Regions from separate parts of the Homo sapiens genome. Here region 2 is linked to region 1. A link is a loop called in an ENCODE intact Hi-C map of the cell type or tissue named here. Cell type or tissue: psoas muscle. All regions are shown on one strand. Links, peaks and the distances in the headings refer to the core of each region. The heading gives the core; the rest is flanking DNA.

Region 1 (2,923 bases), core at 334-2,833:
CTGTTGGTTCACTGCAACCTTCACCTTCCAGGCTCAAGCGATCCTTCCACCTCTCCCTCTTGAGTAGCTGGGACTACAGGCGCATGCCACCATGCCCAGCTAATTTTTTAAATTTTTTTATAGCAATGAGGTCTCACTGTATTGTCCAGGCTGGTCTCAAACTCCTAGGCTCAAGCAGTCCACCTGCCTCGGCCTCCCAAAGTCCTGGGATCATAGGCATGAGCCACCACACCTAGTCGGAATAAGTTAGGGTCTTCTGTCTTGATACTTTAAAGAGTATCACTGTGTTTTCTGTATGAGCCTTACCTGAATATATCTGATAACCACTCCTCTATAACACATAGAGGCCTTTGCAAAAGGCCTCTAGGGAAGCAGTTCCTGTAGGAACTTGAGAGGACCTTGGCAGTTACTGATTCATCTGTTCACCTTTAAAATGAGGAAACTGAAGGGAAGTCACTCTGCTAAGATCACCTAGCCTCTCCTGACTCTGACCAATGCCCTCTTAAAATAGTAGGGATCTACGCTGGGCACCGTGGCTCACGCCTGTAATCCCAGCACTTTGGGAGGCTGAGGCGGGCAGATCACTTGAGGTCAGGAGTTCAAGACCAGCCCGGCCAACATGGTGAAACCCCATGTCTACTAAAAATAGAAAAATTAGCTGGGCGTGGTGGCACATGCCTGTAGTCCCAGCTACTCGGGAGGCTGAGGCAGGAGACTTGCTTGAAACCAGCAAGCGGAAGTTGCAGTGAGCCAAGGTCATGCCACTGCACTCCAGCCTGGGTGACAGAGCAAGACTCTGTAAATAAGTAAAGAAAGGATCTAGGAGTGAATGGGGGCTTCCTAAGAATCAGATGCTGGGCTTCTCTTACGTTCCCATTCAGTCTGCACAGTAACCCTAGCTGTCTGCTGCAGAGCAGTCTAAGGCCTAGTGAGGAGGTGACTGGCCCAAAGTCATAAAGCCAGCAAGTCTGACACATATCAAGTGTCCCATAAATATCACTTAGCTGCTGTTGATGTTAGCAGTAATGACATTGGGTAAAATGAAAATCTGCCTGTAGATAATATGTTCATCTGCATCAGTAGCATCAGTTGTGATACCCAGTCTGCTTTAGAAAGTTGAACCTTAGAAAAATTTAGATGGTTCTTCTTTTAAAAAACGGGGAATTCTTCAAAAAGAATCCCTCTTGGGCTTCAGCAGTGTCCCTCATGGAGTCTCAGCAGAAGAACCAAGTAAGCAGGGCCATTTGCGACTTGAAGAGCGGTCCCCATAATTTGCTGTCATACATCTGCCTGGGCACTTCCTGGGGGTCTGGTTGGTGGCAGGAGAAGGGCATAAGCAGGGAGGGATGGGTCATGTTACTGTATTGGCTGTGTCCGAATATTTTTACTTTATGTTAAAGTTGATGAGGCACAACTATTGCAGAGTCCATTTTTCCGAGTCTCTGCGCTCACCTGGCTCCTGGGATTGTGGAGGGAGTTTTGCAGCTTTCAGAGTCTGTGTTTTGGGCTCATGGCCCAGCCGAATGGCCATGCTACAAGTCTGTTCAGAGCAGGTTCGAGGGGCAGAAACGTGTTTCCTCACAAGCTGTGACTCAATCCTGTCTCCGGTGGCTGTGTCAGCCTCCATTGTGTTCCCTCCTCCAGGGGCTTCTGAGGAGAATGGCCTGCCTCACACGTCAGCCAGAACCCAGCTGCCCCAGTCAATGAAGATTATGCATGAGATCATGTACAAACTGGAAGTGCTCTATGTCCTCTGCGTGCTGCTGATGGGGCGTCAGCGAAACCAGGTGGGCCCCTCTCCAGCGTCTCAGGACACGGGGAGCAGGTGCTGCCCGGGTGCTCATGGTATGCCAGGTGCTCCACTGGGCCTTCTGTTAGAATGGCTCTCGCTTTAGCCTGGCAAAGCATAGGGGTATTTCTCCTTCTGTTCTACCTATAAGGAAACCAGGCTGATTCCAGAACCGGGAGTCTTTTCACTGTGCCTTGCTGTATGGAGCGTTTCTAGGCAGTCTTGGTTGGTGCTGAGGGCAGAAGCAGGCAGTTGCCTCTGTGAGGTGAAGACTAAAGAGTTGAAAGCTGGCAAGCCTGGCCCTGTGGACATGCTAGAGGAGTTGCCAACCTGATGTGGGCTCAGGGCAGTGGGACAGAGCCCAGAGCTGTGTCTGCTTAGGAAAACTGGGCAAGTACAGGGAGCTCCAGATGTGCAAGGTTCCCTGAGCCTTGAAGTAGTTCCAAGACGGAGGAGGAGGGGCCCATAACCTACAGTGGAGGAAAAAGGGCTTGGAACAGTGCGGCCCTCCTCAAGACTATTGAGAAGTAGCCTTTTCCTGCAGACCGCGCCCTTCTAGGGAGGAAACCAAGCATGGGGGCAGGAGAGGCTGGAGGCTCAGCAGTCCTTCCACATCTTTCTGAGTCAGACACTGGACTGTCACAAGTCTGGGCAACAGAGGTGCAGTTACCCCCATTTTACAAGTGAGGATGAAAACGTCCAGAAGAGAATGAAAGAGTGTACCAGGTGGGAGGGGGCAGTGCCCTGGGGAGGAGTGTGCATAGTTGCTGGAACAGTGAGGCAGCGCGGGACAGCCTGGAGCAAACAGCCAGGAGAGGAGGGCTGAGGGCTCACAGGGACCAGGTCATGTCAAGCTGTCACAGGCCATTTTAAAGACTTTGGTTTTTACTCTGAGTGAAGTGAGAAGTCATTCCTCTGACTGCTTTTGGAAAGACTGGAAACAGCAAGGAAGGGAATAGGGCGACCATTAGGGGCCCTCATAATAGGGCCAAGAGATGATAGCAGCTAGGACCAGCACATTGATGGTGGGACTGGTGGGAGGTGGTTGCATTCTGGATATGTTTTGAAAGATAGGATTTGCTGATGGTTTGGATGTGAACTTAAGAGTGAGGAGAGGAGTTAAGGGTGACTCCC
Region 2 (2,923 bases), core at 188-2,687, 64 kb before region 1:
ATACACACACACACATATATATACACATATATATATACACACACATACACACACACACACACACACACACACACACACACACACACACACATATGCCATTCATTTCAATGGGAAGTTTTCGTATTCACAAGCCCTTAAATTTGCTCCTAATTTTACTGAATCATACCCCATTAAAGGACACAAAAGTATTCAGTGGTTAACATGTATTGTCAGAATAACCCAACAAGGTATTTTATCTTTATTATCCTTTAAGATATCTATTTAGGCTGGGTGCGGTGGCTCACACCTGTAATTCTAGCACTTTGGGAGGCCGAGCTAGACGGATTCTTTAAGCTCAGGAGTTCAAGACCAACCTGGGCAAGATGGGTGAAACTCCATCTTTACTAAAAATACAAAAAATTATCCGGGCGTGGTGGTGCGTGCCTGTAATCCCAGCTACTTGGTGGCAGTGGTGGTGGTGTGGGGGGCTGGGAGGGGGAAGGGGGCAGGGCTGAGGTGGGAGGATCACTTGAGCCCAGGAGACGGAGGTTGCAGTGAGATTGCGCGAGACCCTTGCATTTAGTGTGGTATTTTGAGGCATTAGATGTCTTACATTTAGGATTAAAGAAACAAATAAGATGCACAGTTATCTTCATGGAATTTAGCCTTTAGTTATTTTTAAAAACAATAAAATCAGTGGAAACTGTAAATGTCTAGAAATGTCATATTTGCTAAACAGGTTGACAGTTTAGAGGGTATGATGTAAGAGATTATCACTGCTGTAAACTGTTAAACCACAAGTACTTCAAGAGAAAACCCATGTGATACCTGCCAGTAATTCAACTGGGAAGATGACTGAATGGTGGCACTTTTGTCACAGTGCTGAGCTGTTCACAAGGAAAACAAAATTCTAATGATTTTTTTTTTTTTTTTTAGACAGGGTCTTGCTCTGTTGCCCAGGCTGGAGTGTAGTGGTGAAAAAAAACTACTGAAACCTCCGCCTCCTGGGCTCAAGCAATCCTCCCACCTCAGCCTCCCGAGTATCTGGGACTATAGGCGCATGCCACCATACGCAGCTCATTTTTGTATTTTTTTGTAGAGATAAGGTTCTGCCATGTTGCCCAGGCTGGTCTTAAACTCCTGGGATCAAGCAATGGGCCTACCTTGGCCTCCCAAGTGCTAGGATATGAGTGTAAGCCGCTGTGCCCAGCCCCAAATTATTATTTTTAAATGAGAGTACATGCCTTGTAAGACAATGTATAAATAGTAAAGAAATTGCTTGTGAAGTCAAATATTTGGACTGTGATTAGATCTCTGCGTATCATGGAGCTTGTAACAAAAAAACAGCAGTGCCCTGCCTGCTTTGCACCTCTAAGTTCCATACTCCTAATGCTGTTCAGTGTCCATACTTAGCTATTTCTTTTGCAAGAGAAGGATCCAGGAAACAGGAGAGCCAGTATTTCTAAATAACATGGTTATAAAGCTGTTTCTTTTCACTTTTAGATACTATCTATTTTCTTCGCTCTTGAAAGACTAGGATTTAATTCACACATTCGATTCCTTCTTACTCGTCTCCACTAGTCTACCAATGTAGTTATATCACAGCTTTGGCTGTTGTTAAGTATTTACATTATGATGTTAGCATTATTATTTACAGCAGGGCCATATATTGTACAATTATATTTGTTTTATATAATTTTTTTGTAGTGTTAAAAACAGTCCTCTTCCATTTTTTAAATTGAAGGATAAATATACATATACCCTGTATATATATACATATACATATATATGCATATAAACATATATACATATACACATATATGCATATAAACATATATACATATACACATATATGCATATAAACATATATACATATACACATATATGCATATAAACATACATACATATACACATATATGCATATAAACATATATACATATACACATATATGCATATAAACATATATACATATACACATATATGCATATAAACATATATACATATACATATATACATATATACACATATATACGTATATACATATATAGATATATACATATATACACATATATACATATATACACACATATATACATATACCCTTTTGACTTTCATTAGCATAATAGTGCATCCTTTAATTTATTTTACTGTTTTTAAATTTGTATTAATGGGGTACAAGTGAAATTTTGCTACATTGGTGTATCGCATGGTGGTGAAGTCAGGTATAATGCATCCTTTTAAATTGTTTTGCCTTGTGTATACCTTTTTTTTTTTTGGGACGGAGTCTCGCACTGTTGCCCGGCTGGAGTGGAATGGCGCAATCTCGGCTCCCTGCAACCTATGCCCCCCGAGTAGCTGGGATTACAGGTGCCCGCCACCAAGTCTGGCTAATTTTTTTGTATTTTTAGTAGAGATGGGGTTTCACTATGTTGGCCAGGCTGGTCTCGAACTCCTGACCTCAGGTAATCCACCCACCTCGGCCTCCCAAAGTGCTGGGATTACAGGTGTGAGCCACCGCGCCCGGCCTGCTTTCTGTATACTTATAATTTGTTCCTAAATTCTAAAACTTTTTTTTTTTTTTAAAGAAATCATTTGAAGCCCTTCATTCCCCTACTGCAGTTTAGCAGTTTAGCAGTTTAGTTTAGCTGCTTACTAGGTCTGCTATACAGCTGAGTTCTTGGGACTTCTCTTCACCAAATCCAGAGCATTTTTCTTTCTTTTCTCATGTTTTAGACCTTGTTTCCTCAATTGTCTTCCTTTTTCCTGGGGCACACTCTCTGGTAGCCTCCCAAGAAAGAGTACATGGGAGGTAACTTTTTTTTTTTTTTTAAAGCTTGCAGATCAGAAAATGTCTTATTCTGACACATATATTTAGTTTGACTGGGTATAGAAGTATAAATTGGAAGTTATTTTCCTGTAATTTTTTTTTTTTTTGAGATGGAGT

Evidence for each region. Hi-C counts contacts between places; a loop is a spot of excess contacts. Peaks named below come from ENCODE experiments on the same cell type or tissue, not always from the same donor. Only the 100,000 strongest peaks of a DNase experiment are listed, where the experiment ranks them.
Region 2: it touches region 1 in a loop (2.1-fold over the local background); 14 of 110 quality-filtered maps call a loop at or near these places.

Annotation. Positions count from the first base shown.
Region 1 is chr20:35,020,054-35,022,976 of GRCh38, reverse strand. It overlaps TRPC4AP (transient receptor potential cation channel subfamily C member 4 associated protein), which reads left to right. Exons shown (of 19, transcript NM_015638.3): 9 at 1,621-1,787. Among named protein-coding and RNA genes, the nearest start is that of MIR499B, 31 kb to the right of the region's middle. In psoas muscle, for the core only: no CTCF peak of the experiment used is centred there; DNase peaks (open chromatin) are centred at 686 and 1,636; H3K27ac peaks cover 2,500 bases.
Region 2 is chr20:35,083,600-35,086,522 of GRCh38, reverse strand. The region is part of intron 1 of TRPC4AP (transient receptor potential cation channel subfamily C member 4 associated protein); the gene reads left to right. Among named protein-coding and RNA genes, the nearest start is that of TRPC4AP, 7.7 kb to the left of the region's middle. In psoas muscle, for the core only: no CTCF peak of the experiment used is centred there; no DNase peak of the experiment used is centred there.